Linked DNA regions of Mus musculus: regions 2 and 3 are each linked to region 1. Evidence: chromatin loops called from intact Hi-C (ENCODE). Cell type or tissue: gastrocnemius. All regions are shown on one strand. Each heading gives the region's core, and the rest is flanking DNA. Links, peaks and the distances in the headings are about the cores only. Region 1 has its middle 8.3 kb from the start of Asb4. Region 2 overlaps Ppp1r9a (protein phosphatase 1, regulatory subunit 9A). Region 3 holds the start of Pon2 (paraoxonase 2).

Evidence for each region. Peaks named below come from ENCODE experiments on the same cell type or tissue, not always from the same donor. Only the 100,000 strongest peaks of a DNase experiment are listed, where the experiment ranks them.
Region 2: it touches region 1 in a loop (3.0-fold over the local background); 5 of 42 quality-filtered maps call a loop at or near these places.
Region 3: a loop joins it to region 1, with 5 times the contacts of the local background. A loop is called at or near these places in 14 of 42 quality-filtered maps.

What each region holds. Positions count from the first base shown.
Region 1 is chr6:5,376,617-5,387,504 of GRCm38, forward strand. It overlaps a transcript of Asb4 not described here. Among named protein-coding and RNA genes, the nearest start is that of Asb4, 8.3 kb to the right of the region's middle. In gastrocnemius, for the core only: CTCF peaks have their summits at 6,101 (motif pointing left) and 7,737 (motif pointing left); DNase peaks (open chromatin) are centred at 3,633, 4,100, 4,428, 6,118 and 3 more places; H3K4me3 peaks cover 3,575 bases; H3K27ac peaks cover 1,296 bases.
Region 2 is chr6:5,130,719-5,141,606 of GRCm38, forward strand. It overlaps Ppp1r9a (protein phosphatase 1, regulatory subunit 9A), which reads left to right. Exons shown (of 16, transcript NM_001363809.1): 12 at 3,299-3,456. Among named protein-coding and RNA genes, the nearest start is that of Gm46949, 18 kb to the right of the region's middle. In gastrocnemius, for the core only: no CTCF peak of the experiment used is centred there; a DNase peak (open chromatin) is centred at 5,514.
Region 3 is chr6:5,294,064-5,304,951 of GRCm38, forward strand. Pon2 (paraoxonase 2) reads right to left here and starts at 4,277. Exons shown (of 9, transcript NM_183308.3): 1 at 4,149-4,277. The coding sequence starts at 4,222. It overlaps Gm52887 (a long non-coding RNA gene), which reads left to right and starts at 6,224. Exons shown (of 4, transcript XR_003956397.1): 1 at 6,224-7,379. In gastrocnemius, for the core only: a CTCF peak has its summit at 4,372; DNase peaks (open chromatin) are centred at 3,358, 3,757 and 4,275; H3K4me3 peaks cover 1,755 bases; H3K27ac peaks cover 2,114 bases.

The sequences.
Region 1 (10,888 bases), core at 1,663-9,662:
GTTTAAAAGTGACATTGGCTTATTATGCCAAATCAGTTGTTTACTTAGACTTTTATGCTTACTGTGTTTTCCTTGCACGTTAAATAAAAGGCCTCGGTTGCACATGGTTAATTATGAGAAATAGTAAGGATTTTAGTTGGTTCATTGCTCATTCAACCCCCTACAATCACAAAAATAAACTCACCAGTGTGTAACACAGATCGCTTGACACACTTCTGATGCTTAGAACTTAGGAAGTTTGACTTCCCGGTACGTCAATCTTATCAGATTTATATGTGAAAAATACCTAAATGGCGGATTTCCATATAAAAGGAGAGGACATTATAATGTATGAATTTTAAAATAGTGGTTTTTGAGAAATTGCACTGTGGTAGTCCTGCCTTCCTGGGGTTATTCAACAGCACTTCAGCTCATATAATTGCCACACATGCCTCCTATACAGCACCCACAAGGCTCCCAGGTCGGTTACCATGACAACAGGTTCTGATGAAGTAACCCGTCCTGATACTCTGCATTGGGCTTCTTCCTGGAAAAGTTTCATTTATTTATTTATTTATTTATTTATTTATTTATTTTAGTTTTAACATACTCTTCCAAATTATGGCTATACAATTTGTGACTTCTTGTGTTTTCTTGAATATATATGTAACGTAGCTACTAAATGCCTGGGCACACACAATTTCTTGAGCAATAAAGGAAACCGGGTATAAAAATTTAAATAGAGATTGCCTTTTCATGATGGCACCATTTTGAGAAGAAGAGAATAATCTTTCAGAACAGAGAACACGTGATGGGATGGCCATTGGAGGAAAACAGCTCCTTCCATCTTCATGTTGCTACGAGAAGCTTCATCCACAATCCACAGATATAAGTCCAAATAATTGCAGGGTTTTGTGTGTGTGTGTGTCTTTTAAAAGAATGAGCACACACTTGCTGTAAGCTTTGCATTCAAAAACATCCTATAGTGTTTTCCTCAACCAATAAACAAGAGAGCACACAGACTCGTGTGTCTCCTGACCACACTCATCCCTCCAGGAGGCCCTGAACCATTGGTTAGGTGTGAGGCTGCTAGTGACAGCCAGTCCTGCCAGACCTTGCAGCTGTGTGACTGAATGGAAGAAGCAAGGCTAGCAATGCTGCCCCATCACCTAGGAAATAGGACTCCAAGGCCCTGGTCCACCTAGTAATTCATTTGAAACACACAGAAGCCTTTCTTCCTTCCTATAGTAAAAAAAGATACTTGCATGTTCTGTCAAAAAAAATCCTTTTTAAATTTCCAGGGTTGCAAGTTCTTTACAAAATAAGCTTAGCTCTTACTGTGATTTATTTTTAGAGACCTCAATTTAACTGATTTTGTCCAGTATTTCCATTTTAGCAGCCTTGGTTTGATTTTGATTAAGCCCTGGATCATACCATAGAACCCTTCCCATTCAGTTAATTTTCTAGTGTTTTCCATATACACATCCTTTGGACCTCTGGTAGCCTGTCTCTGAGGAAGGATCTGTAATGTCCACTGAGTGCTATGGAGGTGGGGGTGGGGGTGGGGGGAAGACACATGGTCCCTTCAACTGTTCTGCTTGCTTCATCGAAGTCAGACATGGTATTGAATGAGCTCTACCTTGCCAGAACCTGAGAGTCAAAGTAATTGTCCCATGGTTTTAAATACAGACTTTCCTTTGCAAAATAATTTTGATTCCTGCTTGCTCTTCTAATTAATGGGAAACAGGAGCAAGATGAGTAGGTCTTTTTCATGTGCCCAGTCTCCAGATGTATTTAAAAATAAAATGCACAAACAAGGTCATACAAGACTTAAAACAAACTTAATTAACATGGAGCAGTGACTTCTGGGAGGAATATGTGCTTCTCTTCTGGATTCTTGAATGTACTAGCTGACTCTACATATCTTGCCTCTCTTCTTCTTCTTCTTCTTCTTCTTCTTCTTCTTCTTCTTCTTCTTCTTCTTCTTCTTCTTCTTCTTCTTCTTCTTCTTCCTCCTCCTCCTCCTCCTCCTCCTCCTCCTCTCCCTCCTCCTTTCCTCCTCCTCCTCCCTTTTCTTTTCAGACAGGGTCTCTCTATGCAGGTCTACCTTTCTCAGAATTTGCTATGTAGACCAGGTTGGCCTGGAACCTACAGAGACCCACCTACCTCTGTATCCCAAGTGCTGGACTTGCGGGTGTTCATCCCCGTGACTAGCTTGTTTGTTTATAAAGGCAAATGTTCAAATGTTTGGGTTTTTTTTTTTTTTGTTTGTTTTTGTTTTTGTTTTTCAAGACAGGGTTTCTCTGTATAGTCCTGGCTGTCCTGGAACTCACTTTGTAGACCAGGCTGGCCTTGAACTCAGAAATCTGCCTGCCTCTGCCTCCCAAGTGCTGGTATTAAAGACGTGCGCCACCACCGCCCAGCTAAATGTTTGGTTCTTAATAAGTCTGAGATCCTAACTCAATATCCTCTTGCTTCAGGAGAGAAATCTCCTTACCAGAACTTTAAGTTCAAGGGGGACTGTGTGTTTAAAAAATTGGATTTGATTTCAGTGGAGGCATAAATGGCAAATTAGTAAAGGCTGCTGATTCTGGAATAGTCGTCATGCATACTAGAGCCAATTCTGGTTGTTTTACATATGGTCTGCTTTATGAAACTGTAGAAGAGAAACTGAAACCACGAGGCTACACAGTATCCTTGTGTCTGTGCTCCTGAACACTACAACATTCTGCCTCTTATCCAACACACAACAGAAAGCGTAAGGACTGGAGGATGGGTCCCCAGAAGGCAGACATGGTGGGGGTCAGTAATAAATTAGGTGATGGTTAGCAATCTGTGGGTTGTCCCCAGGGCTGAGGGAATTGGGTACATGAGGTTTAGACCTGCACTCATATTTTCTCCCCACAGAATGTGTCACAGGCAAAATGGAAAGCATCATTGTTCTATGACACATGGAGTCAGGGCCGTTGCTCAGACCCGTGTGCTGAGAGCAACCCACCACGCAGATTAATGATGTGTTGCTGCCATCTTGAAAGTCTTAATTTTCGAACCAGGGACTCTCGGTTTTCATTTTTCAGCATGTTCGTGGGGTGAGGGAGGGTGGGCAACTCACGAAGCCTCCAAGGTTCCATGTCTCTGTGAGTCCTTTGGAGCTGTAATGCTATGAATGTGCAGCGGGCGCCGAGGAGATTTGCATTCTGCTGCAATGCAATACTCTTCCTCGCAGAAGAAAGCAGTCAGCTCTCACTAATAGGAGTTTTAATGATGCTTTGCCAGAGTCCATGTGCACAGCCTGGAGCCAAAAGGCTCAGAAAGAGCTTTGAATTCAACAGCAGTGTTAACCACAGAGGGAGCCTTTTGCAGAATGATAAAACACGGCTAACCTCAGTTGGATTTACAGCTGGCCCTGCGCGGCCCTCTGCCGAATAAGTCTGGTCTATGTACAAAACTTCAGTTTTGTCCTCCGGGAAGCTCAACCTTCCAATTCAGAAGTGTTTGCATAATTTAGGCAAATTGACCAAAACTTGTAGAGAAAACAAAACTGCCACAGTACAAGAAACCAAGCCGATAGGCCGTTGGCTTCCTCCAGTGATGCTTGCTTGAGAAAGTTGGCACCAGGATAAATAACAGCTCACGGGCGGTGCGTGGTGCGCGTCTAGGCAGCCGGCTGCTGTGGCAGCTCCGTGGCTTTCTCCGAAGTGAACTACGGTAGAGTAAGCAGACTGTCTCCACCAGCACAGCCATAATACCAGTGAGCAGAAACTCCGTGGTGGGGAGGGGCATATCGAGTTCTCCGAGAAGAAAGGGAGGTTTGCACCTCTCACTATCAGTCAGGAGAGTCAGAGCCTTCATAGTCAAAGCTAGCTGCCTGGCTACACTGAATTAATAATGATGGCTAACATCTTCCAGCATTTACTGTGCCCCAGACACTCTTGTAAAAGGGCTTTACACATGTCAACTTAGTTAATCCTCACAACGGCTCAATGAGGTACATATTATTATGATCTCCGTTTTAAAGGTGAAGGGTGGGAGGCACGGAGAGAGGGCAAGCGGTTAAGTCAGGAGAGCAGCTGCCTGGCTGCGGGAGCTACAGGTTTATCCGGGACAATAACAGGCACTGATGAGTTCCTGGTGCGGCCTGGCTGGCTGTGCAGCTGCAGAGCTGGCTGTCCTGTTTGTGCTCACAATAAGCCCCCATTAATGAGGGAAGCACGATTGGGCTTCCTTGCTCTGGCAACCTGAAAGAGCCTATAGAATACAGATGCTATTGTGAACGCCTTTGTAATCTGGAGCTTCCCCCACCCTCTTAAAAAAAAATAAATAGAATAATCAACTTCTTAATGTATCCATAGGGAATTCAGGAAAGGGGTGAAGAAGCCGCTTCTGTTTTTGAGGCTTTTGCAATCATTGTTGGCGAGACAGAGCCAACAGATGGGGAACAATGGGGAGAGACTTGAGGCCTGGTGTAAGCAAACAGCCCTGTAGTCTGCCTGTGAATGGTGTGGGAAACAGAGGGAGGCAGACACTTGATGCCTGGGAGGGGGATGCAAAGGAGAAAGTGAATGGTGCTGAATGCAGTTCCTAATCTTCATTCAGCTTTTCCTGAGCTGAAAATGAAGCCATAAATTACCTTCAAGACCTTTTCCAGCTCTAGTGTACCCTTTTATGCAAGGGAGATTTTTATGGGTGATATGTATTAAAAGTCAGACACACCCAAAACTGATATGCCCAGACTACAGCTCACATGTTCAAAGTGATACAGTTTCTTGACCCCTGTGAGCTCCCAAGTGCATACACATGCCAGCTTTCATCTCACCCTTCCCTTGGCAATTAATCTAATAATGATGTTTCCCCCTTAGTGTTCTCTCCTTGTCTTGAACTATCATGGCATCCCCATGAAGGCTAGAAAGAGTCTCGAAGAGGCTGTTCGTCTCTAGAAACAAAAACATCCTTCCTCTAGTCTCTTGGCCTCTATTTATCAAATACTATTTCTTCAGTGAAGTGTTTCTCGAACCCCCAAACCAGTTGATATAATTTCTCCCTTTTATAATGCCCCATCCTTCCAACTTTTCTGGTTTTGATTCCTATAGACCAGATTTGCATTTTGTATCGTAGTGCTGTGTGGTTTCTTTCATTTACCTGAAGGAACTGAGATCTGGATTACAATTCACTGTCTCTTGGCTTCAGCCTGGTGGATCCCAGTAGCATACAGCAATAACTCAAGTCCATAGCCATTGAGTTATGGTATGTGGAGGCAGGGCTTCCAGCCAAGCCAGAAATGTATCAGATAGCTTTCAGCCAAGGCAATTTATTGTAGCATGTTGGTGTTTGTTCCTAAGTCGCCTTTGCTGGTGACTGATGTACCATCCTTCTAACACTCCTGAAAACCTCATAGTCATGCTGAAGAAAGAAATTCACCCAGGAGAAACGCCAGACGGATCAGGAGTACAAGCTCCCCGCCCTTTTATGCCCTGGAGCTATCAAAGGCCACCTAGCAACATTATCAGACAGGGAAAGGAGGGCATATCTTTGATTTCTCAGTCTTGCCTGGGGCCTTGACTGACAGTAGCTGCTGTTTTAACCTCCATCTGTGTCTTCGTGCCTTTTTAGAAGGGACTCAGGAAAGCTTGCTCTGGCATTATGGGGAATATCATCAACCTAGGAGGAGAATTCTGAACATGAGATGCAAGCTTGTCTTGCTTTCCCACAGCCCAAAACAGACGTATATGACAGTGAGTATGGGAAATAAACATATAGAAGAAAACACGTCTAGTTCGTTTACAGAACGCTTCTTAATACCAGTGACGTAGGAGCAAAGGATCGTGGGTGGGCGGCTACTCCTCCCTGACAAGCCTTAATTACTTTTATATTTATTAGACATACATCTTGAAATGATTCTATAGAATCATAGGCAAACCTATGGTAAAATTTCAGCAGAGAAATTCATCCTCGAAGCAAAATTTAATCAGCAAGGATAATGGTTTATATGGATTAAAACACATTTTTAAAATCTGCGTTTGATTTCATCTAGACCTCGTTTTTATCTGCATTGGCTCATTTCTCCCATTTTTGAGAGATTTTGCAGCTGGTCTTTCAGGTTCATTTTTCAAGGAATACTGCCCTCATGCGGCCGGGTGTGCCAAGACCGCTCACTCTCTGATTCCCTCCAGAGGACGGTCTGTGTGGCTCTGTGAGAGAGAGCTTTTGCTGCTTGAGGCTGTGTCTGTGGGTTCCTTTCGAAAACATGAATCCTTAAAATGCTTGCCAGGGGATGCACTCTGGTGCAGCTTTTGACTCAATTATCTGCTTACTGCATCAATAACCAACACATGCAAAAATAATCAGTCGCTGATCATTTTACACACTCGGAAAGTCCTCACAAACCCGACTCCTTTAAAGTCAGTAGAACGCGTTAGCCTTGCTTATTCCTGTTAGCTGCCTCCTTGTTACGATCCATGTAAATCAGCCAAGGCAGAGAGAACAAAACAAGAATCCTAAAACGTGGTGCGGGGAAACTTGTAAAGGACTGAAATTTGACTCTCCTCAGTAATTAACATAGTGGAACAAACAACGGAGGTGGGCTCTGTACTTTCTTAAAAAGACAAGGTTTGACAAGATACTGTTTCTCAGCTCCAATTCAGCCGTTCTATAGCAAGAATATCTGTAAGCAGACAGAAAATATGCAACCCTTCTCTCCACTCTTCCCGGGTCCTGCAGCTTCATTTGCATGATACACTCCAAACAAATTCTCTGCAAGAATGTCGATTTTACATTATATCCAGGGAAATGCGCAAAGTGCTACCCCAAAAGGTAAAATCAAATCGATGAATCTTTGCAACTGGTAAACTGCTTCTTGGTTTCTGTGAACTCTGAGGGCTAAAGGGCATCCTGGGATCTTAGGAAAGAAGGCTTAGAAGCCTGCCATATTTCTTTCCCACATGAAGGGCAATTTTCTTCCCTAGCTATACTTTGCCTTCAAAAATTTGTCAGAGGTAAAGAAAGAATGCAAACGCTGCCTGGAGTACAATTGCGGGGTCAGTGTTCTGATTGAGACAGAATTATGGCGAATTATTCCCATGAGTTGATTTTGTGAAGTGTGTGCTGGTGTGAGGGTGGAAATACAAGCCGGCGCTAGTGTTTAAACAAGGCTGCAAGGGCAGTTGCTAGGAGACCCTGCACACAGCTGATGCCCCCACTGCGGGCTCAGACGTGCTTTGTCTGAAGAACCCGGCCTTTCGCAGTCAAAGATGACATTAAATGTATAGTCTGTCAAAATTTAGGTGGAGGAAAAATTCAGGTGGACCAGGGCTCGGTTATTGCTTGTGTCAATCTAGCTATTCTGACGTCCATCACCCATTAAGGATGGGTTTTGAAAGGGAAAATATAGCATTGTGCCAGGAACCAAGAGCCTCCGGAAACGCTCAAGGGAATTTAGTTACAAATGCAGTTTGAATACCCCGATATGAAAGGCAGATGGTCTGGGTACCAGTTCCGGGAAGCAGGCGGCCCCAGCTAAGTAATCACTTCAATGTTCCAAATAGAGGACCTTGAGTCCACAAACAGAGACTTCTAAGAGGAAAGGCGCGCGAGTGTGATTTTAGATCCCGCCGTTTACAAACAACCATTTCAGTCATTTGTGGGAACCGTTTAATAGACTTTTATGAGAAACACATAGGCTTCCAGTTTGTAATTTAGACCTTAGAGATGCATCGAACTCGAGAGCTGAAAGTGGCTTAGAAGTTCCTCAAGCGCCCCCAACTGGTGGAAGGAGAAAACTGACCCGCTTTGTGGATAAGTGCAGTCTAAAAAAAACGTTGCTTTCTTGGTTTTCAGAAACTCAGGCAAGACTACTTGCCTTTGTAAAATAGTATCACCCACCCTCTGCCAATGCTCAAGATATGATACCCGGTGAGGAGTAAAGTAGAGGAAAGAGGAACATTTTGAATTTTGTGTTTTGAATATCAGTAGCACGGGAGCCAGAGACACAGTCAGTTAAGATTGCCTGTCTTCTCCAGGAGAGTCATGTTGTTCTGTGAGCATCGAGACCAGAATCATCCACAACTCTTTGTAGTGCTTTTCCGTGTACAAGCACATTCTGTGTATTAATTTTTTTCATTTGTTTCATAAAGTCTGACAATTGCTCTTACACGCTGGTGGTGAAACTAATAAGGATTTGATACAAGGTTTAGTTGTAACTCCACTACCCTACCTCCAAATAAGGAATAACTTCCTTGGCCAGTGATCTCACAGAATAGCTAATTGAAATCTCAAAGTGGTTTGAATTTTTAATTTTGTTTGTTTTGTATTTATACTTCATAGCCAGGAAAAACAAAAACAAAACAAAAAAACCTCTGTACTTTTTTTGCTTTTTTATGAAAAAAAAAAAAAAAGAAACCCCATCAGCACTTCCCATGTTGGAGAAATTAGTATTACTAACCCTGGTACATAGTAACTTTCGGAATGTTGTTCCAGGCAGCCTTGAGAGAACTGAGCTGGTTGGGTTCAAGAAACAGAAGGAAATAAAAATTACCCATCAGTCCCACTCTTAAACTTTACTGCAAAGAGATGTCTTTAGAGAGATGGAACCCAGGGGCTGATATGGCTTCTTTGCATCCTCTTGGCAGAGCTTAGGGGCCCAGGACTTGTTGCTTTAGCCCACAAAGCTCTGTCCTTACAGAGAAAACCAGTCTCGATGTTCCCTCCCCTCCCCTTTTCCTTCGTTCTAGGAGATGCCAACCACCATGCGGGGAGGGTATTCAGACAGGCTCCTGGAGAGACTGTGGACAGAAACCAAGGCATCAGGATCAACTTGTTAGTTAACTAATCAAGTCAGTTCAAAGCGGCATCAGCTCGCCCCTGGCCTTCCGGTCTTTCATCTGAGGTCCCAAGCATCAAAGCGCCAAGATAAGCCTTTCCATTGTGCTCTGACCTAGGGGAAATTACCTGAGAAAAGATTACAAGGTTACATGGTTGCTTCAAGCCAACACATTTGGGGACTGTTTGTTAGGTGGGAAAAAAGAAAAGGAAAGGAAATAAAAACCCCACAAACACAAAAACAAACCAAAGTAAACAAGCAACCAACAAACAAAAAACCCCCAAATTATTTGCCATTTGTTGTTGCAGAGGTCCACACAAGCCTGGGTTCTTTTTTTGTTTGGTTGTTTTGGGTTTGTTTGTTTGTTTGTTTCTTTCCTTGTGCTTATGAGCCACCCACTCACCTCCCCCCCCCCCCCCAAACATTCACATGTGGTTACAGGTTTGAGTAGATCCTTTAATTAGATCCTTCTGTGTCTTTTTTGTTTGTTTGTTTTTCGAGATAGGGCTTCTCTGTATAGCCCTGGCTGTCCTGGAACTCACTTTGTACACCAGGCTGGCCTTGAACTCAGAAATCCTCCTGCCTCTGCCTCCCGAGTGCTGGAATTAAAGGCGTGTGCTACCACGCCCAGCTACAACCCTTGGTTCTTAGTTTTCCTGACTTCTGCATTATAAATAACGATGGTAATTTCAATTACAGTACTAACCCTATTGCCAATTGGTATAGAAAACTTGGATCAGATCTCTGCTGAAGCCCATACAGCTGGAGGCTCTCACTGCATTTGTCCGTGTTGTCTATTAACCCAAGTAAATCTACAGTTAAAGCAATCTCTGTACAAAGCTTTAACATGCAAATATATGAGACAACAACAGCAAAAATTGATGCAGAGTGTCCTGAGATTTTACACAACTCCTTAAGTATGACAGAGGAGAAAAAAGGCGGTTTTCAAGCAATCCCATAATGCACAGCTGTGAGCCCATAGCAAAGATAACCCACTCCTCTGCTGGAAAGTCAGAGAGGGCAAAGGACTTTGCTCCCACAAAAATTCTAATTTCTGAAGATAAGTTTTAGGAATCTGCTTCTCACTTCTTCCCTGTGTTTGCATTTAACAACTGTAGCTTAATAGTGTTAAATCCATGTTTAAAGTGATATAATAAACAAAGGAACCATTTGTGTTCCAGAGATAACACACAGTGGGTAGATTGTGTGGTATACAGCCATTGAGATAACAAGCACCTGGGCCTTTGTGCCTGCTCCCTCAGGTCCCCAGGGAGTACAAGAGGGTTGTGGAACCATTTGCCTCAACATCACTGTCCTGTCAGGAAGGTCTTCCTACCATCAAGATCAGAAGACATGTCCGAGACATGTTGTTAAAGACTAATGAAAAACACGTTGTCCAGGACGGGAGTTTTCATTTTAAGAGACAAAGCGGAGGAGGGTTCCTGTCAGGTCAGACTAGATGGTGTAAAACATGGTCACTTCAAAATGTAGTCTCCTGTGGCCTAAGCAATGGATGCTATTTGAAGCTAAGTCTAGGTAATGACGTCAGGTCTCAGATTTTTTTTTTTCATTAGTCACAATATTCCAGATACGTTGCTATGACTTCGGTGAGAAATTAAATTTCTATTTTTTTTAAAAAAGATTTACTTATTTATTATGTGTAAGTACACTGTAGCTGTCTTCAGACACTTCAAAAGAGGGCATCAGATTTCTTTACCGATGGTTGTGAGCCACCATGTGGTTGCTGGGATTTGAACTCGGGACCTTCGGAAAAGCAGTCGGCGCTCTTAACCACTGAGCCATCTCGCCAGCTCCTAAACTTCTATTTTTTAAAATTCAAATTATCTCTGAATTTTATTCTTTGGTTCTTTGCTTCTAGTAGAATGGTAGAAATAATGTTCTTAATTTTGAAATTTTCTTCACAGAAACTTTGCTTTCTCAAAATATTTGACAAAGATACATTTATTTTTTTACAGCTATGAACCTGGATCTTTAGAAAGGCAGAAGTTATACAAATCAGATATTAATAAGATAAGCTTTTGGAGGTTGGGGCAGTAATTAAGTGGAAAACACTGGCCTAGCATTCATGAGGCT
Region 2 (10,888 bases), core at 1,406-9,405, 250 kb before region 1:
GTCTTCGTTTATGAGAAATAAAGTTGACCAGAGTCCTAAGATTCTTTTGAGTTATGATACTGTGATTCTTAAGTTGCATAGTGGAAGAAGATAGCATATAATGGATGAACAATGCAGATATTGCTACCAGGGGCTACCCAGCAGCCCCTGTCTCATGTATCCACACACTGATTCTTCTTGCCTGTCATTACTGAACATCTTCTTATAGACAGTGTTCCTTCTAGCATCCCCCTTGTGTAAGTGCTATCAGGGTGACAGTTCTCAGCACCACTCCACTCTTCTGGTTCTTAAAGAAAATTTTTCACTTCTCAGGATGGAAAATAAATTACTGGTTTGTAATCCATAGTCTCTGCAATAAAGTCTGATACTTGATTCAGACTCCCAGAAGTTGTTCACTGTGGGCAATGTGCTGTGGGCCACGCAGGTAACAGACTAAAAGCACTGCCTCTCAGACTTGAGCTAAGTGCATCTTTCCTAGGCACAGTTTATGATGAGGGATGCTGAAGCAGACGGTCCACATGGCCATTCAGGGTTGTCTAACAGCGGCACTAGGCAGGCTACTCCCTAATAACAGGACTGGTTAGTCTCTACTTGTCTCCATGCCTTCCACTACGTCCTCCAGTCTCCTCATTTCATTTCATTTGCTCACTACAAGCAATGGAGTGACTTCTGTAGTCCTGTGGGTGGGATGCTACCCTGTGTTTAAGTGAGGATTCTATTGCCAAAGAAACCATATTTACACAAGTGGGATATGCACCTCTTCTGGGGGTATCTTTTGTCATCTACTACCCAAAATTGTTGTCAAACCATAAAACCATCTGTGAGGGAGTCTGTCGCTAGCTTTCAACAAGCCTTCCCTTTTCCACACTATTTATAGTATACATATGGAGTAGATGCTGACGAGTTGAATTTTCTAGACTAGTCCGAGCACCTATGATTTTGGAACTTTTAAAACACATATCTATGGTATTAAAACCTTGCAGTATTGACTTTTCAACACCAGCTAAATTGGGGTGGATAGCTAGTAGCCTGAGAGACAGAGCATAGAATCAAAGCAGCTCATCAGCTAGCTGTGTAGAGGAGGGCAAGCTACTCCAGTGTTCGAGCTTCAGGAGAGGACACAAGCTGCTTGCTTGTTGTCTCATGGGTCTGTAATGAGGGACAAATGAGGTGGCCTGTGTGACAGCACTGTGCATTACTGAGCATGCAATCCCACTTTGAGACAGAAAAGATGGAAGCTGTGCGTGAACTGTGCTATTTGTAATTATATTATTGCTTTCATCTGCGTGCTGTTCAGCATTTTTATGTGTAAATAGAGAGTGGATGTCTGACTTTCTCCCAATTATCACAACTAATGAACTCTTAATGGGCAGCCGCAAATATAGATTTTATTGGAGGAAGGAAATGAAAGTGACGAAGGTGACTTTTTTTCTCCATTGGCATGTAAAAGTAGAGACTCCTAATTAGAAAACATCTAGTTATTCTTTATATTCGCTTGAGCCGTCTGACTTCTCTGAGAGTTCACTCTTCACTTGAGTATAGGAAATGAAAAGCCCAACCTTCTGTAAATATTGTCATTCAGCGACATGTCTCCTGAGACTAAAGTACACTGAATTTTATTTGTTAGAACTATATGCCAAGTGCCCAGTGTTATAAATAAGAGAAACCATATGAAGTCCTTCTATGCTTGTGTTTTATAATATGTTTAGAGCACGTCTTTAAAATAATTCTATATCTAGAAATGCCCTGTACTAATTAATGATGGTTGCCGGACATTCTTTTCTATTAGTCCAAGTGTTTAGTTTTCTATAACTGAGTTATTGACTTATTTTTAGTAATATAAATCCAGGGTCACTTAATTTCTCGAAAGTGACTTTGTTTAATGACTGCCATCCTGAAAAGAAGAGATGTGATTAATCATCAAACGATTTTATTTACAGCAAGTGATCAAGTATATCTATGTAAAGAGTAGTTCCACTCCAAATAAACTTTATTCCAATCAATACTCATATACTGCTACCTTAGTCTTTATATTCGTAGCTAAACTTCTTCTTCCCCCATTACACCTAACAATATTACAAATGCTAAGAACCTGTTAAAGAGGACTACAGAAAGGCTCTTGGTAGCATTTTTTATTCCACCTCTTTTTCATCCTTTGTTGGGTTTGAGTTTTCTTATGGATTCTCACACATGATAGCTTTGAATTCAGAGAGGTGTTCATACCTTAGCCTCCGGAGTGCTGGCATAACAACCAGGTTCTGCCATGCCCAACTGCTGTTACTGTGGTTTTTATCTGTTTCTGTGGTTGTTTTACTTTGTGTCTTCCCTCCTTCCTTCTCTCTTTGTCTTTTCTATTTAATTTTTGGATTTTTTTAATAAAAATTATGTGTATGTTTTGCCTGCGTATATTATGTGCAACACATCTATGTCTGATGTCTTGAGGTAAAAGGATCAGGCCCCGGGGCCTGGAGTCGCAGATGACTGAGAGCTGCCATGTCTGTGGTAGAAACTGAACCGGGGCCCCAGAAGGTCAAAAATTGCTTCTAAGCATTGAGGCCCCTCACCCTCTCCTTCTCTTGAAGTCCTTTTATTTAAAGATGAAAACATTTTTCTTTGGAAAGCTAATGTAGTTTTCAATGAGAAGAGAAAGCATTCAGAGGAAGAAATGGAAGAGAGGCATCAACACATAGCTTGCACTATAGCCTGAAACCTAATGCCAGGAGCAGCAGCCCTGTCCTTCTCCCTCTACAGAGCAAAGAGTTACACTCAGTAATGAACTGTTGCTCTGTCTCTGTAACCAGATCTTGTTTTAGGGAAACGGGTTAACTTAAATTTGCTCGGATTAAATAAATTCACTTCTAGTTTTTTTTTTTTTTTTTTTTTTTTTTTTTTTTTTTTTTTTTTTTTTTTTTTTACAGAGTTCAAAGGGAAATAAATTAGATATTCAGACAATGGAGAGCAGAGTGGCTCAGCCTATTAGTGAATTGCTGTGTTCATGGTCACCTTCTGTTACCCACACTTGACTTTGGCAAGTGGACTTCATCCATAGAGTCTGTAGGTCTCTTGTAACTGTGATTATCAAACGTTCCAACATGTGTGTCCATATGCAAGTGCACTCCGCTGCTTTATATAGTATGCTGCAGAAAGGGTGTCACCTGTGGAGTGTTAGACAAGCTGGAAAAATTGGCTTCTGTCCCCCTTGTCACTGATAGCCAGTGGCTGGGTTTCAGTGTCTGTGGTCCCCTCCCATCCTCTCTACCATTTTCTCTCACAAATTATTTTGCAATACTCTCCCTAGACCTGAATGAAGCAGTCCCAGAGACAGAGCGCCTGGATTCGAAAGCATTGAAAACCCGGGCCCAGCTCTCTGTGAAGAACAGGCGCCAGAGGCCCACAAGGACACGGCTCTATGACAGCGTCAGCTCAACTGATGGGGAGGACAGCCTGGAGAGGAAGGTGAGCACTCTCAATGGCTGGCAGACTCTTGCAGAGTGTCGTTGTCCACCAGTGTATTTATTGAACGTGATAGCGGTTTTACTGATCTGTGCCTTACTTGGAAGAAAGTCTCCTAAATTTGTATTCAATTGCTATATGGTTGTCATTTAAATCCTTTCCTCCATTCAGTAAGGTAGCCAAAAGCATTATCCACATTGCCGTATTTCATAGTGGTGCCTTTGATGTTCGGCTGTTGTTTTAATCTAGTGGAAATAATGAACATCCCAGTAATCATTTCTACATGCCTTAGGTGCCTGTGTTAGCTGCACAGTTGATTTGGTGAGTAGTTATAAACTGTGCATTCTCGGCGGTAAGCCAACAAATAAAAATTCCTTTCCCAGGAAAAGGTGAGGCCGTTTCAAAGTAAACGCTGCCCAGTCCTGACACTCAGGCATAAATCTGCTCTATGACCTCTATACCAACAGCCCTCAGACACTATAACCACACATATGTTACCAAATCGCTTCTGCCCAAGGCTTGGAGAGTTTCTTCTCCAGAATCGGAGTGTGGTGTCACACTCCTCACCCCCGTGACGAGCCCTAGGGCCTTCTCATCCCACCACACGACTGAGTCTCCAGGAGGATCACAGCATCCAGAAGGGGACCCTTTCTCCTCTATCTCGGGAGACACTTCATCCTCCTCGACTTCAGCATCCGATCATGACACAGAAGACTCTCCTTGCTGCCACCAAGCCACTGAGAAAGCGTTACAAGAGAAAGGTACGTGAGTTTGTTTTGTTCTTCCCCTTCTGGTTGATGTGGCATCACTAATAACACAATGTGTATGGTGTAAAACTAGTTTTTTTTTTCTCATAGGCACACAACCTTAGAGCACTGCTTTCCTTCTTAGGTCTTAGGGAGTAAGAGAATTCCCACTGCCATGAGGCTTGTTTCGTTTGTTTTTACTTTTGCCTGTCAGTTTGATCCTTTTATCACTTTATCCTTCCCCCAATGTTCTGGAAACGGTCTAAAGGTTGTGTACACTATCGCCTGGAGTCCATGAACACTAACAGCCATGTGAGGGGAGATGTGAAGACCGAGTGATGGTAAAAATTAGCAGTTGATGGATTTGTATTTAGTAAAGTTTTTCTAGTACTGATTTCGACGGTTATCATTATAATAATCATTATAGTGATCAGCAGTTATCATTATAATAATCATTACAGTGATCAGCATTGCAGTGTGACAGGATGGCACAGTAAAGATAAATGCAGAGCCCGTAGTCATGAGCCCAGACAGACACTTCTAGTGAAGCTAGAACTCCAAAGTGGTGCTGATAGACTTGACTTTTAAAAATATTCCTTTTATTTTATGGGCATGGACATTTTGCCTGCATGTTTAAGCAACGTCCTCAAAGGTCATCACATCCACAGACCTGGAGCTCTGGATGGTTATGAACCACCATGTGGGGGTTGGGAATTAATCCCAGGTCCTCTACAGGAGTAGGCAGTGGTCTTAACTACTGAGCCACTGTCTTTTAATTTTGGTATATAAAGCAGTACATGTGTGTTCAGATAAATTGAATAGTGCAGAGAAGTATAAAGCGTAAGGTTTCCCACTTCACATGTGATGTGTTCTTTTAAGGTAACAGTGCAGTACTGGTCATGTTATTTTTTATATAAACAATGTAATTTATACATATACACAGAACAGAAACTTTTTCAACATATATATATATTATATATGTGTGTGTTTATATACTTCCATTTTTTAAAAATGCACTCTTACTAATCACATGACTAAAACTTTACTGTACAAATAATATTTTATTAGTACCTATGAATATATACATATATTTAAATAACAAGTCTGCATATATGTACATATCTAAGTGAAACCCTGTATCTGTCTATTAATAATTATATACAAAATTACATATGATATATACAATGTGTATTAAGAAATATATTCATAGTCGAGACCAGAGAGAATTCTTGATGGTCCAAGCATGTGGACCCAAGTTTTGATCCCCAGCATGCACAGGTAAGCTAGGCCTGGGGGCGTGTTAATCCGCAGTCACGGTTGGTTGAGTGATACAGGCACATGCCTGAGTTCACTGGCCAGCCTATCCAGCCAAGTCGTTGAGCTCCAGCTTCAGTGATCCATGCTGTCTTAATAAAGAAGATGGAAAGCAACTGAAGGACACCTGACTTCCGTTTCTGGCCTCCACATACATACACATACACACACACACACACACACACACACACACACACACACACACACACACACACACAAACAGGGAAAAGGATTAATTATGGCAACCCTGCTGTGTGATTGAAAATAAAACAAGAAACATGGATAAGTGACTTGCAGTTGATCTGTATAGTCTCCATATAGCAGGAAATCGGGTAAACGACACAGACATGGCTGCGACAAGACATCGACAGGGTAAAGAAGATGACAAGAGCTATCTTGTCATATTTATAGAGAGCAAAGATGGCAGATGATTTAGAGGTGTACACAAAATTTTCGGTTGCAAATGGGAGTGGCAAACAAAGTGTGCTGCCTGGGACAGCAGGGTCGGGAAGTAGCAGCAGGAGCAATGCCAGGAGACCTCAGGGGTGGAGCAACAGGCTGTTCTGTGGACTCTTACCGTAGTCTATGCCTAAGAAAGAATAATCTGGATTTTAACTATCAAAAAGCACCGAGCATACAAAGTTAACAGATGGCCTCTTAGCATTTGAATAACTCCAAAGGACTGATTCCTTTTTAAAAAATGAAAAGCAGATAGAAGAAATCAAGTCACAGTTCCCCAAAGAGAAGGTGTCCATTGGTTTTTCTATGATCTGAGAAGGAGACAAGCTTCACTGATGATCAGAGAGACAACACTTTAAATTAATTGCCAAAATTGCCAGCTCCTCGGACTAGATGGAGAGGCTCTTCCAGGTAGCAGCAGCCCTGGAATGCACCACACGCATGCACTGTGGGCACGGCTGCACGTCACTGCACATTAGAGAGTTCCACCGGCGTTGGACACAGAACCCCAGCTGACCCCACAGCCCACAGAGCCTTGGGACTGTGGTGCACACTGGAGTTCTCCTGCAGCACTCTCCAGGGTTTTCTTGCCTCTGCCTGTCAGCTGCTAGACGCCGCCCCCTGTCAAAGACCAAGTCCTGTTCACAGCTCTTCAGAAGCTGCCCACGAGACGAGGCAGACACTGTGCTTAGCACAGAACACGAGTGGAGACCAAAAAAAAAAAATTCTGTTAGGCCCACAAAACAATCGGACATAATTGTCAGTTTGATGAACAGCGTCACTGTGATGTTGGTTACTTCCAAAGTGATTAAAGGTTTTCAAAACCTTTGATTAATCAAAGCATGGTTGTGATAGCACCTTCCCAGAGCTAGACCTCCAGTAGGTTCCCCTCCATCCCCTGAGCGTGCACAGGTAGATATTGGGAGAAGGCCAAAACAGAGGCTCATTCTTTGGAGCTGCTGATGCTTGGAGTCCCATCGTGCGAGGCTATGGGACAGAGCATCTGACCTATAAGGCAGGGTTGTTTCTTGCATTGCTTTGTTTGGCTATTTTCAGTGCTAGAGATTGGAGCCAGAGCCCCTCACATGCTGGATGAATGTTCTACCTTTGAACTGTGTCCTAGCCCCACAACTCACTATCTAAAGGCATAACGATCAGAAAGTGAACCCTTGCCCAAGAAAACTCATGGGGTCTTTCAAAGGCAGTGCAGTCTTATCTGGACTCCCTCTGCCTTTTGCTTCTAATTGATGGCTGCTTTGAAGTTGGCAGCAGAGTAATAAGCAGATGTGAACCTTCCTGGGCCCTTAGCAGACACAGCGCAGGAGAAAGCACTCATCTCCACCTCCATGGTGCTGTCTTGTCTGTGTCTCCTTTGAAATTAACTAGAACTAAAGAAGAAGACAGGGCATTTCTTCTCCAGAGAGAAGAAATCTTGGGCGTTCCCTTCCTCAGGTCTCCTGAACTAACCAGACTGCTGGGTAACTGAGCAGAGCGGTTCACCGACCTTTATTTAGTCCTAACTTAGAAGCAGACGAGCGGGAGGCCTCCTGTAGCGGACGCTCTGGATCATGGTTTCTGCAGGCGGAGTCAATTTGATGACCAAAAGCAGCTTGGGGAGGAAAGGTTTATTCCGTCTCATACTTGCAGATATCAGCGTATGGTCCAGGGCGGTCGGGGCAAGAGATCAGGAGAAGAGGAGACAGGAGCAGGGACTCATGCTGATGCTCTGGAGGATGACTGCTTACTGACTCACTCTCAACATTAGCTCCCAAACCCTCACAAATCAGCCCGCTGAGTGCTCTCAGTTCACTCTCTCCCAGCCCTCCCTACCCTAGGCTTCTGTGATGGTAGACTGTCCTCTCTTGAACGCCGTCACCCCACAGACATGTAGGAAAGAATTGGCTTTCTTGGCATTCTAATCTCAGTATCTCTGCACCTTGGCAGATGTCACCCAGAGCTGTCTCATCCACTGGCTGTCACACAGTGCTCTGAGGAGCGGAGGTTCTAGTCATCAGTTTTCAAGTCCCCGACGTCAATCAGATACACTAATCAATACACTAATCAATACACTAATCAATCTAATCAAGCTCAGCGTGCTGGATCATGCTGCCAAAAACTCGGAAAACATTCTGTACCAAAATAGTACTTTTCTGGCTTAGTCTGGGAGGATCAGCTGTCAGAGTAACTACTAGCCTTCAGTCATTCCGTTCTCTCCTAGGTAGTGGATTCATAAATCAGAAAGTTACTCAGTGAGCATAAAATTAGAATCAAACTAACCGGCTGTGTTCTCAGAGTGCCCCATTAGTGTGCTGGTGAGCTGCCCGTTCCTTTAAAGCTTTCTCATGTGCCTCAGGGGTTTCACCCAGTTCCCTACACAGACCTACGTGCCATTCAAACATTAAAGGAATTCTGTGCTTCCTTTTGATGAGATTGCTGATGCAACAAATGTTAATGGAATGGGATGTTCCCTCATTGAAATGTAACTCCAGAGCATAAGGTTCTCTAACTCCTGGCATTCCTTGCTGTATGAGACACATCCACTCATCTGAGATGGACTTAAAAAATTCAGGTGTGGTTACAGCTGGCACCCTCAGCATATGGCCTTTCTCTCTCGCTGCCTTCTCAGTGAGGGAACGAAAAATGGCTTTATGATGCTTCCAGGTACAAACTTGACCTCATGTCTATACGGTGGCTAACTAACACCGCACCCCGCATTCCACAGTGGTTTTCCCTGTTACTCCTGCCGCTGTGCCTTCATGTACAGTGACTGACTTAGTAGTTAAGTAGTTAGTGGCAAAACAAGAAGTGTGTGGCAAATAATTAATGCTCAACAAACCTATTGATGCATTACTAAGTTTGACTCTCCAGTCACGTAATGCTGCCATCCAGATGGGCCAGCCAAACACAACAGCCACCAGTTTTGCAACGGAAGAGTTCCTAGGATGCAGCCACACTTTTTCAGCCACAGAAGCATCCCTTCAAGCTGCCATGGCAAAGCATGATGCTTGAGAAGGAGACGGAACATCTTCCCGACATAAAATAGAAAGTGTGTACTCTCTGGCCCATATGGAGGGAATGTCTTCCTGATTGCTGGCTAGAAGTGTCTTTCAGCCGGCTCACCACTGCTTTCGGAACGTGGAGACAGTGTAGTCACTGCTGACTGTCTAGTTTTCAGTCATGCACCATTACTCTCCGTCTATCGAGTCACTTACAAAGGCGGGTAACATGACACAGTGCTTTATTGCAACCCTAAGCCTAGTCCTCCGGCTGCCTTACTGGAATTAGGAGTTCTTACATGTGTCAGTACCTCCATAGCATGTCATCATTTCCTCTCATATTTGAGAGATGAAGACAGAAGGAACCCCATAGGTGCTGTCTCCATGACTTACCTGCAGCTGAATGCCAGTTAAGTCAGCAGAAGCAAAAAAATGAATGAACAAAAAATGAAAACAAAAACAAACAAGCAAAACAAAAAACGGTGTCTCCGCAGAGGGCTGTTACCACAGAGATCTGTGGCCATAAGAGGGGTGGGACTGCTTCCTTTCTCTCTACAAGAGCATCCTTTCGCTGCGATTGGATCTCTACACTTTCAAGGCAGTGAGGCTTTGCCGAGACAAGGGTACCCAGTGTAAATAAAGCACTCTATCAATTTTCTACTCAGTGTTAGGAGTTAGTATGTGAGGTTTCTGTGTGACTTTAGCATACTGCCTGTGCTAAAGCATTCTCAGAAACTTTCATGGAGTTAATATCATCCTAACTAGAACTCATCTTTTCAAAGGCTTTACACAGCTCCCTTCTCATTCATATACTGCAATAGGCCTCTTACGTGTAGATATAAATAAGATGTGTGGCTGAGAATGGAGAAGACACATGCTGCTCTTCACCGAGGAAGTGCGAATTACATGACTACCCAAGGACATTAAAAAGAGGAAGGGATGGGAACGGAGATGCTGAAGGTAGAGTGCTGCTGTGAGCAGACACACAGGTTCAAAGGAATGGGCTGTCTCAGTGGATGCAAGTGTTGGTTTCTTCAAACTAGTGATACTGGGTGTAAAAGCCAATGCGCTTCATCTGTCCTTGGCCCTGTGACTTAACTATTTAGGTACTTCCCCCTAACCCTAGGAAACCACAGACCCTTCTGGGAAGAGAGTCAAAAGAAAAGGACTGTGGGCATGGGGAAACTGAGCAAGAAGGCAGTGGGGGAGGGTGTTTGTGAAGGAGAAGCTGGGCAATGCTGGGCAGATTGGTACAAGAGCCTTGACACTCGTGAGGCTGAGACAATGCTGAGAAGACAGTACCAACGCCAGTCACAGGGCTCAAGACTTCATAACACATGTTTTATCACAAACAGAAATAAATACAGAGATCAGATACATTGCATGGGAAATGTGATTAATTTCTATTGGAATAGAGGAGATACTGGGTCAAGAGAGAAACCAGGTCAGGGAAGTAGATCTGGACAATCCCATCATGTGAGAAGGGCAGTCAAGTGTCTTATCAAACAGATGGCACCCAGGAAGGGCTTTTGGACTCAGGTGCCCAGAGAGCGTGTAGTAGTTTAGAAAACAAGAGCCAAGTTGCTAAAGAAAAAGCTGAAGTGCCGAACTTCTGACTGATCACCAAGGTCATATTGGGGCAGTTCCTAAAACCTAATGGACATCTTACAATACACTAAAGAAATAATTATGCAAAAATATAGTAATCACCTTTCCTTAGCTCATATCACACCTGTGATGATTTTTATGAGGATTCATATATATATAACATGATTACTATCATATATATATATATGATAAAGGACACTATTATTTAATCTTGCTTCATGGTTTCCATGTTTCTTAAAACATCCTTAACAAATGTGTGAGATAATGATGTGAGGTTGCCTAGCAGCAAGCTCTGTGATGGACAGAATCAGG
Region 3 (10,888 bases), core at 857-8,856, 83 kb before region 1:
CTCTAAAATCACTGCTCATCGAAGTTTATCTTAGCCAGAGCTTTATAAAGAAAGCTTGCACCAAGTTGTAAATTACTTACCCTCCGCACCTCTGCATTCAGTGTGTGCATGTGTGTGTATATTTGCCTGTCCATGCATGTACATGGACGTGTATATGTGTATCCATGTGTCCATGTGTGTGCGTGTGTGTGTGTGTGTGTGTGTGTGTGTGTGTGCATGTGTGTGGGTCTATGTGTTGTGGGTGTGTGGATATATATACTCATATATACATACAGAAATCCTATGAGGACACTGGGTACCTTCCTCTATTGCTCTCCATTGTACTGCCTAGGGACAGTCTGGCCTTACAGGCCCACATGGCCATGTAGGATTTTTGCATGCGTCCTTTGGGTTCACATTCAGGTCCTCATCCTTGCATCTCATGCCCTCTACTAGCCATCTCCTCAGTCGCATCCCTGATGGGTATATTTACTTTTTCTTAATTTGTGACTATACCTGTCAATCCAAGAGACTTCAGCTTTGGACCTTAATGTGAATAAGGAAAGGGGGAAGAGTTGACTATTCATCGAGAAAATTTCAGTTTGTGGAAACAATGATGGTTCAACCATCGGTGATAACTGAAGGAGTCTAGGAATTTTCACGTCCCATTTTTACTACTGAAAGCTGAGTGGGCTGCGCAGAAGCACCTGACTGCAAGAGCCTAAAGAGTGCAGGAAAAAACACCAATGGACAACACCAGACTGCACAGCGCCTGCCAAACGAAGCAAGCGATCAGCAGATTTAAGAAATGGCCACAGGATGGGAGGACACACTTGCAATACCATCGCTAACAGCCAGGACATGTCAGAAACCTGCATTAGCTCACACCTAACCCATTAGCAAACAGAGCAATGCAAACAAACAAAAACCCAACAACCCAGTTTCCAAATAAGCAACCACCCTGAGTGGAGACTTCTTGGAAAAAGATAAATGATGGCTACTGTGGTTATGAAGAAATAACCTACATCCCTGATAATCAGGGAAATGCAAATAAAATGTTCTAAGAGATACAATCTTGCTCTAGTTACAACGACTACTGCCAAAAAGAGAGAAAGCAGCAGTGAGCTCATCTCTACTCTGGAGCTTGAACACGTGCTCCCACGGACTCGACATTGAACCACTGAGCCACACACCTTGTTCAGAAAGGCATCCTTTACTTTCTGTGGGTGGAAAGTACTGTGACGTTGTGAAACAGAAACGGAGACGCCCTACAACTTGTTAAAGTGTAAGTCTCGTATATGACCAGCAATCCCAGGACTGGAGATATATCCAAAGAGAGAGAAGTCAGTGCTGAAGAGATGCTCGCATCCCAGGAGGCTCAGGATACATAACAGGCCCCAAATAGGAACAGCCTAAGCGCCCTCCCATCAACAGATAAATGGGAAACGACAATGTGGGGGGACTTATACAACAGATACAGTGAGAGAAAGGGATTGTAGAGGCACGGTGTTGCATGTATGTGGTTTTCATACTCAGGAGACTGAGACGAGAAGATTTTCATGACACAGATGCCAGTCTGGGATAGACAAAGAGAGACCCTGTCTTAAAGAGCCAGGAAGGAAGGAAAGAATGAAGGAGAGAGGGAAGGGAAGGGAAGGGAAGGGAAGGGAAGGGGAGGGGAGGGGAGGGGAGGGGAGGGGAGGGGAGGGGAGGGGAGGGGAGGAGAGGAGAGGAGAGGAGAGGAGAGGGGAGGGAAGGAAGAAGTGAAGGAAGCAAGAATGAAAAAATGGGAAAATTCACAGATATGAATAGAAGTTGAATATAAAAGTAGTTGCCCCATAGGAGGAACAACAATATGAACTAACCAGTATCTCCAGAGCTCCCTGGCACTAAACCACCAACCAAAGAGTACACATGGTGGAACTCATGACTCTAGCTGCATATGTAGCAGAGGATGGCCTAGTTGGTCATCAATGGGAAGAGAGTCCCTTGGTCCTGTGAAGGTTCTATGCCCCAGTGTAGAGGAATGCCAGGGCCAGGAACTAGGAGTGGGTGGGTTGGGGAGCAGGGGAGGAGATAAGGAGTTTTGGAGGGGAAACCAGGAAAGGGGATAACATTTGAAATGTAAATAAAGAAAATATCTAATGAAAAAAAAATAAGAACAGTAGTTACTCAAGGATAAGGCCGAGCCATTGGCGGCAGCGAGACTGGCCAAAGGGCAGAATGGTCTGATTAGAAGACAGGCAGTGCAGTGACGTGAGCTAATAGTAGTGTATGCTTCAAACCAGGAAGAAAGAATGCTTAACATTCTCATCTCAAAGAAAAAGCAAGTGCTTACGGTGACTGCTGTGGTAATCACTGCAGATCTCGTTATATATAACACCTTAGCCCATAAGTATGTGTGTTTATTATTTATCGATTAAAAACAAAGGCTAGCCCGACCCATCCAATGTGTGGAGAGTCTACAGGAGCAGAAGCATTTCCGTGCCATGACAATGAAGCCACATTGCCATTCCCTGGCACAGGCATAAGGCTGACTTTCTCCCTGTTGCAGTGCTCCCACCATGTCCACTTCTCACAGGGCCTTCTTCTAAGTGAAGCTGCAGCTATGGGACACTGGAATTGCCTTGCAAGATGTGCTATACTTTGATTTGACTCTCATTCTTGGGGATGCAGTCTGGGTCTCCTTTATCATTCCCAAAGTGCTTTCCCCATGCCTAGTCCAGCATCTCTCAATGCTTAATGCATACTGTACAAGAGGATTGCTAAGAGAGGGGTGTGCTTCGTGTTGTGATTTTGTAGTGTGGTGCTGGGGCTAGAATCCCAAGCTTCGTGCATTCTGGGCAAGTGCTCTGTCCCTGAGCTACACTGCACATTATTAGCAAAGATATAAACGTTAAAAATAAAAAAAAAAAAGATAAAAGGAAGAAAGAAGAGGAGAGGGGAGGAGAGGGGAGGAGAGGAGAGGAGAGGAGAGGAGAGGAGAGAAGAGAAGAGAAGAGAAGAGAAGAGAAGAGAAGAGAAGAGAAGAGAAGAGAAGAGAAGGAAATCTGACTGTCATGCTGGCGTGTGCCTATAATAGCAGAAGTCAGGAGACCAAAGAATCCTGAGTTTTGAGACCAGACTGAGCTTCAAAACAGAGGATACACAGTGAGACTTCGTCTCAAAACCAAGAATTCATTTAAAATTTAGAAAAGCACCCAAAACCCAAGGCCGATGCCCTATCAGAACCAACTGAATTAGAATGTTTCACATGGTGCTACTTGGACGTCAAGACTCCGGGAGATCCCAATATCCAGGCCCCGTTGCTGTGCCCTTCGGGCTTATTTGTACAATGCAAGACTCATAGCAGTTTGCTGCTAAACAACCAATGAGTGCCGGCGCTTCCCTTTTGCCTATTAGAGAGAGGCCCAGTGTGAAGCACACCCTTCAGACTTGCCCGCCTTCCTCATCTGAGTCTACGTTGCCTCCCAGAACGCCTACAGAAGACTGTCTTTTCTCTTTAACCCTATAAGGAGCTGAGTACTACTGTTCCGGAACACTTTTGCAAGAAGTTTATAAAGTTTGAATTGGTAACTTGAAAGTATGATGTCTACCCAGAACAAACAATCGCTCGCTCTGCTTCTGGGACTCTGGTCAATAAATAAGGAAATGATGTAAGAACAGTAGCTGTCTCTCTCAAGCGTCTTTGATCTCCAGCGCCAAGACGGAAACCCTGAAGTTTCACCAACTATTAATGCTGGGGAGGGATGGGTTCCGGCTGAGCAGAACAGCACCAGTGACCTAAAATGAAGCTGTATAATTAGAGCGTCCACGCATGAGTAATGGTTTTGTTTTCAAATTAAAGCACTGGGTTTGCCCTTGGGGAATTTGCAAAGCTCTCTCTTGTCAGCCTAGGCAGAGGAACCTCGGCACCAGCAAGCGCTGGAAAACTTTTTCCCAAAGTGTCTAGGTCTTGGTGGAAGTGGACTGGGTCGGTTAAACGGAGCACCGGTAGCTATCCGAAGTTCTTCCTTCCATCCGGTCCCCCCCCCCCCCCGAACTAAACAAGCTCTCTCTCCAGTTACCTCCCCCCCTCTCACCCCCTCCCACCCGCCGCGCGAGCGCCCCAATCAGCTCGGCGGTCCCAGCCTAGGGACTCCCGACCCGGGACCCTCGGCAGCACCTACCTGAGCGCTAGGAACCGCTCGCCCAGCAGCGCCAGCCCGATGCCCAGCAAACTCAGAGCCACCATCCGGCCCATGGTGCGGGACCGGCCCGCCGTCTGGCTCGGGCCTGACCGAGCAGCTCCGGACGCTGGGCCAGCTCCCCGCCCCGAGCGCGGAGCCGCGCCCGATCCCCGCCCCGAGCGCCGGCTCTGCAGCCCAGGCTCCGCCCGGCGCCTCGTCCTCGGAGCACATCCGCACATGCCCGCGTGGGAACCCAACTGAACTTGATTCCTTTCACAAACACCCCGCCAAGCCTCCGATCCTCGCGCAGCTGCACCTGCTCAGCTCCCTGAAAACTTTAGGGTGGCCTCTGCGGAGTTCCCTTAATTTAGTTAAGTTTGGGCTTGCTTTTTGCTGTTTTGGCCTGGTGTTTGAGGATACTTTCCCCCTCTGTTGTGTATAATTTTGGCTTTGAGAAGCTAGGAAACAAACTCAGGACTTTGTTCATATTAGGCTAGTACTGAGCCATATCTACAGTCATACACTAGTTTTGTTATTACACATACGTGTGTATAACATTTCTATATTTAAATATAAAATATATTTAGATAGTAATTATTAAACAACACAGAAAGTATATTATATATATATATGAAATCTATTAAAATTGTACTTTTAAATGTTCTTATTGTTTTGAACATAAGGTCTCATGTGGTCCAGGCTGGTAGGGAACTTCTGATCTGTCTACCTCCATATGCCAAGTTCTTGGGCCACTCAAGGCCCTGCCTAGAGTAATATGTTTTGCCTTAGTTCTTTATTTCATATGCATGGTTGTTTTGCTTGCATGTAAGTATATGCACCACATTCATGCCTGGTATCCACATAGGTCAGAAAAGGGTGCCCACTACACCAGGAAATACAGCCAGTGTTCTTAGTGCTGAGACATCTCTCTCGTTCAGACATTTTAAATATTCCTTTCCTTTTTTTTCTTCTTTTAGATGGGAAAAAAGTGGTTCTGGACAGGTCTTATATAAGAAGTTAGAGTTGGAATTACATCCTTTTATATTAAGATTTATAGCCAGGTGTGGTGACGCACACCTTTAATCCCTGCACTTGGGAGGCAGAGGCGGGTGGATTTCTGAGTTTGAGGCCAGCTTGGTCTACAGAGTGAGTTCCAGAACAGCCAGGGCTACACAAAGAAACCCTGTCTCGAAAAAAAAAAAACCAAAAAAAAAAAAAAAGATTTTAGACTAAAACACCACAAACTCGGGACTCACTGGAGTACTAATCAATTTTCTCTTCTTTCTCCCTTTTCATTTTAATACTTATTGATATACACTTATAAAAATATAAAGAGGGAGGGCACTCGTTGAGATTGCGACAGCTACTGGGTATAACTTGAAATCAGTTCCTAATTGTTCCCAGTGCTTAATTCCCACCTGCAATGTTTGCAGAAGCTACACAGTCAGTTCCCGGGGACCATCCTTTTCTGACAGTGTTTTGTTATTGCAGCTCGAGGTGACCTCAGATTTGAGGCTCTCTTGCCTTGCCCTCGTGAGGATTACCAGCAGATGCTGGCACATCAGGCCAGGTTTCTGTTTTGTAACCAACCATTAAGGAAAAGCAGATGCCGGTTTGTACCTGGCCCCTCACCAAAGGGAAAAGAAAGAGATCTTCCTGTTCCACACATCTGTGACCAGCCCTAAGGGACTCTGGGATGTATCCACTGTCTGATAGACAGCTGAACAATTGCTCTTTCAAAGTCCCAGAAGATGTACTTTTTATGCACTTTCCATCACAGATAACTTCGCAAAATACTGTTTGTCAGGGCACACAGTTAGGTGGGTAGGATTGCCAAAGGGATCAAGTGCACTGAAATGTGATTATCGAAGTGCTTTGAAAGTGAGTGTATGCCACAGAAATACAGTAATGACACAGCCCTTCTCATCTTGGCATGGGAGCCACCCTGTGCCCTTAATGGCATCTCTGAGTTAGGTGTGATCTTAGCACAGCAAATCAGAAAGCTCTAGAAACATTCTTTCAAAGGAAGATAAAGGGCCAGGGCTGGTGACTGACTGGAATCTCACCATGAAGCTAAAACAGAGACTGGAGAATATTGGGTTTAAAACTAGTCTGAACTAGATAAAAGGCTGAAGAAAAAAATTCAAATGAGGTTAGGTATGTTATTTAAAGATACATGTAACAACTATAGTGACAACTATTGCTTCTTTTGGTAACAAAAATTTTTAGTAGTTTCTTACCTTCATAAATGAAAGAAATGCAAAATTTCCTTTCAAATCAATGTTTTTTACCTTCATCCAAAATTATCAACAGCTCTGAACTAACTAACCTACTTATTTGTGTTTTTCTTCTCTTTCTAAGTATCCTGCCTCTAAAATATACCCTCGGATCCTTTAAATCATCCACGAGCCTCTTAAGTGAAGAGATCCAACTTGGGATGTCGCTTCTGACTGACTGCATAGACAGGCATTGAATTTTACCATCCGTGGCATGAATCATCAGGAGAAACCTTGCAGATACCATCAAAATTTAGGAGGGCGTGGTGCTATTACCTAAGTTCCTGGCTTAAGGTTGAGAGTTTGCTCTAGGATTCCTGACTCATCTGAGAGGTATATAAAAGTATGCCTCATGTATTGTGAGACATGCCTCCGGAACCGTGGGGCAAGAGCCGGGCAAAGCGCCTCCCCACTTGTCCTAAAGTTAAGTAACAGATCATGGAGTTTTACAATTCGGTGCTATTCTTAATGCCTAGGGAGACACCATTAAGTGGAGTGTTATAGTAATTCTCACCAAGTCCAGACTTGCCCTAACAGTGTTTCCCGACAACAGCTGAGAGACAGAAATCCAATGGCTGGCTTCAGTCAACACCAGCCTCTGACGACTTCTTGTTCTGGGAACACCGGTCTGAAGTTCGGCACACCCCTCCGAGTATCTGAGGGAAGTCGTGCTTCACTTATTTAGTTTGAAAGACTGTTGGTTTTAAAAGTAATATGTCTTTGTCCTTCCACGTGTGCAGGTGTCCATGGAGGCAGGAAGAGAGCATTGGATCCCCTTGAGTGGAGTTAGCCATCCAACCTGTATGCTCGGAAAGAAGCGAGAGTGCTCTTAAGCATTGAATGACTCCAGCCGAGCCCTGCTTTGATTCTGTTAGCAGAGCCAGTCAGGTCAGGACCACTCTGTACTCCACACACGAGCAGTCCAGGTCATCACACTTTCTGATGATGTTGCAAGGTGAAGCAGCTTCTCTCGAAGAACTTATACACAACCATTGGGCTAACTGCCACCATCATATATATATATGACATAAAAAACTCAGCTATTCTACTGCAAGAATGCTAGATTAATAATTGAATTTCTTGAATAACGTAGCTATCTTTCAGATTTTGGGGGCTTACAGGGCAATATTAAGAATGTAAACCCTTGTTTTGTGTGGTTTCTGACTATGGAATAACTGAGTCACTCAGTACTTGTACTCAGTACACATCAAACTTGTGTCAGAACCTGCTTGGTGTATTTGGATGCTCCATTTCCAACAGTGTTTCTCAGTGGGGTGACTGGTTTGTAATTAGAAAATTGCTGTTCAAAAAATGACACCTTTTAATCAAGGCTCCTCAGCTTTGTGTAGGGAAGGACAGGTTTTTCGTTGCCTTTGTAAAATACAATGAAAGTGAATTCCTGGGGATTAAAGTAGAATCTCAGGCATCTAAAACACAAGCCCACATCTTTCACCATATACAGCATTCCCATAACAGCCCCTCGACATCCACTCTTAGCTTTCCATGCCTACCTCACTGTGGACCACAGTGGTTCACAGACTGCAGGGGTCCTGGCAGCACTTGGCCTTTCCTGACTAGACTTACAGTGTTTGCTTCTTTGTGACTTTTGTGGTCCTTTGGAGAGTATTGTCCCATGTACAATACTGAAAGTTTGTGGAGAGGGCCTCACCGTTATGATCATTTTGTGTAACAGGTGACAGGAGTTGATTACTCACAACCTGTTTTTTTTTTTTTCTGTCCTTTCCTTGCCCATGTTTCAAGAAAGGAGACAGATGTTTGTGTTTGTATGCATGTGAGAGAGTGCACATGCATGCTCATATGTGTGTGCACACACACACCACAAGTCCATTGAAGAAATATTATAAATAGGTGGTTATTATAGCAAGAGAAACATTTGTCTTCTTGGTATTTCACTCCAGAGTTTCTTAGAGGGTAAAGAGTCTCTTTCATCAGCCTGGCTACTTTCCAATACATTAAAAAAGCAAAGCCCAATGTGCTTGAGTCTTGGGTTCTATCCCTAACACTGGGAAAAATAAGAAAAGAAAGTAAGTAATGCCATAGCAGAAGCATGAAGATGGTCACATCATATTTTAAAATATTTATAATCCACAAATTACTACAGGCATATTGTTGCTGTCTAGGGGTCTGGATCACATTCATTTTCTTTGATAGTTAAAAAATTAAAAGGAAGGAAAAATTTTGAACACAACAGGTAATAACAGAGAAAGTCTCAAATGCAGGAGTCAAATCAGCTGATGGGGAAAGGCTTATTTAGGGTAAGGACACGCATACACACACACATACACACACAAACATATACATACAAACACACATATGCACACATATATACACATGCACACACACAAACATATATACACATACACACATATACATACACTATACACACAACTACATATACAAACATATACATACATACACACATATACACACATGCACACATATATACACACATATACACATACACACACATGCATATATACACAAACAGCAAGGCACACAAGAGCAAGAGCCTCTACAAAGAGGAAGCAGAATTCCAGAGCCCAAATTTTGTCTCTCCTTGAGGGTTGGGAGTCTTGAGTGTTTGTGAGGTGTCTTTCTCCCTTCTAATAAAGACAGGGAGGTTGATAGTCCCATAACTTTGGAATAAACATGTTGTGATTTGACCTTGAACTTTCCAAACCAGTCCATAGGCAGGGATCCTGCTGGCAGCAGAGAAAGCCCACCCTGTCTTTAGGCCTCTGTCTCTCATCAGGAGTGTGAAGAAGAAATGTGGAAGTTTGCCATCTTTATTCCCCCTTTGTGACCCCTCTCTCTACCTGTCTACCCCCTAGTCCCTCAATACTAGGTTGAAACATAAATTTGTTGATAGAAGTCCAAAACATCCACGAATCTAAGATACAGTGTAATATGCTAGTCATGAAATAATTATTAAAAATAGTTATTCTTAATGGGGCGTGGCCCAGCTATGGATCTCGTTTTAAATTAATGTTTTCAGTTGACTCAATATAGCCTTATGATATATGTAGAAAATAACTTAATGAAATTAATTTAAAAATTTGAAAGTCAGCCTTTAACGTTTTTGATAACTTGAACCTTAGGCCAGAAAGTAAATCTATCTCTTGAGACTTGACTATTTCATCATGTCTGTCTTTAACTTTTTCTCTTTCTAGCATTTTCAACTCCTCAAACCTCCAAACACTATATGAGGTAGATTTCATATTCTTGTGTTCTCAGAGGGGAATATAATTTGTTTTGATGTGTTTTAGGGTGCACAGTTTCTATTGTTCAGAGCTATGCTGCTCATGGCTGTCCTCTCCCAACTATGGACACTGCTTTACAAAATCGAAAAAGAAGACTTAGTGATGAGCCAGCTGAAATAACAGCTCCAGCAATCATTTACTGAGCACTTCCTATTTAATTAACTAACAATCTCATTTAGTTAGATATTATTACTGTCTCTCATTTCTAATGACAGAAATGCGGCCCAAGATTAAGAATCATAACCAGGGTTATACATCTGAAAAGTGATGGGTCCAATCCAACTGTCTTAGTCAGGATTAGTATGTTTGTAATAGAGCACCATGACCAAAAGCAACTGGGAAAAGAAAGGGTTTATCTGGTCTCCACATTGCTGTTGATCATTGAAGGAATGCTCTGCTTGCTTTCTTATAGAACCCAGGAGCACCAGCCCAGCCTCATACAATGGGCTGGGTCCAACCCTATCAATCACTAAGAAAATGTCCTACAATCTTGCCTACAGCCCAGTCTTGCAGCATTTTCTCAATTGAGGCTCTCTCCTCTCTGATGACTCTGGTTTGTGTCAAGTTGACATAAAACTAGCCAGCAGGATAAGGAAATTAATTTTCAGACTCTTGCTCACCCTTGTTAGATTTTTTTTTTTTTGCTATCCATGATAAAAGTAGACAAAATTAGCAAGGATTGAATGCAGTAGATGGTGGTCTCTCTCCTGTCAACATAGCTTGAATGGGTGTACAGCTAGGCTTCCTGCATGCTGCTCTGCCTGTTTTCCTTTACTTACTTGCTATTTATTATGTTTTGTGTCTCCAAGCAGACATTCCTTGCTATTGGGGGGTGTGGTAATGATGATGGATAGAGAGAGAGGGAGGGAGAGACAGAGTTAGACAGAGAGATAGACAGAGACAGAGAGAAAGAGAGACAGACAGAGATAAACAGAGATAGCAAGGGAGAGAGAGAGGAGAGAGAGGAGAGAGAGAGGGAGAGAGAGAGAGAGAGAGAGAGAGAGAGAGAGAGAGAGAGAGAGAGAAGAGGGGCCCAGACTTCATCCCAGCTTCCATTTGAAGGACAGATCTTTCAGTCTTTTATCATGCATGTGATATAAAACTGCTAAAAAAAAACTTTTAAGGAAACAGAGCAACTATTTGTCAAAGGTGAACAAACACAGAGAAATACACCCTCCAAACC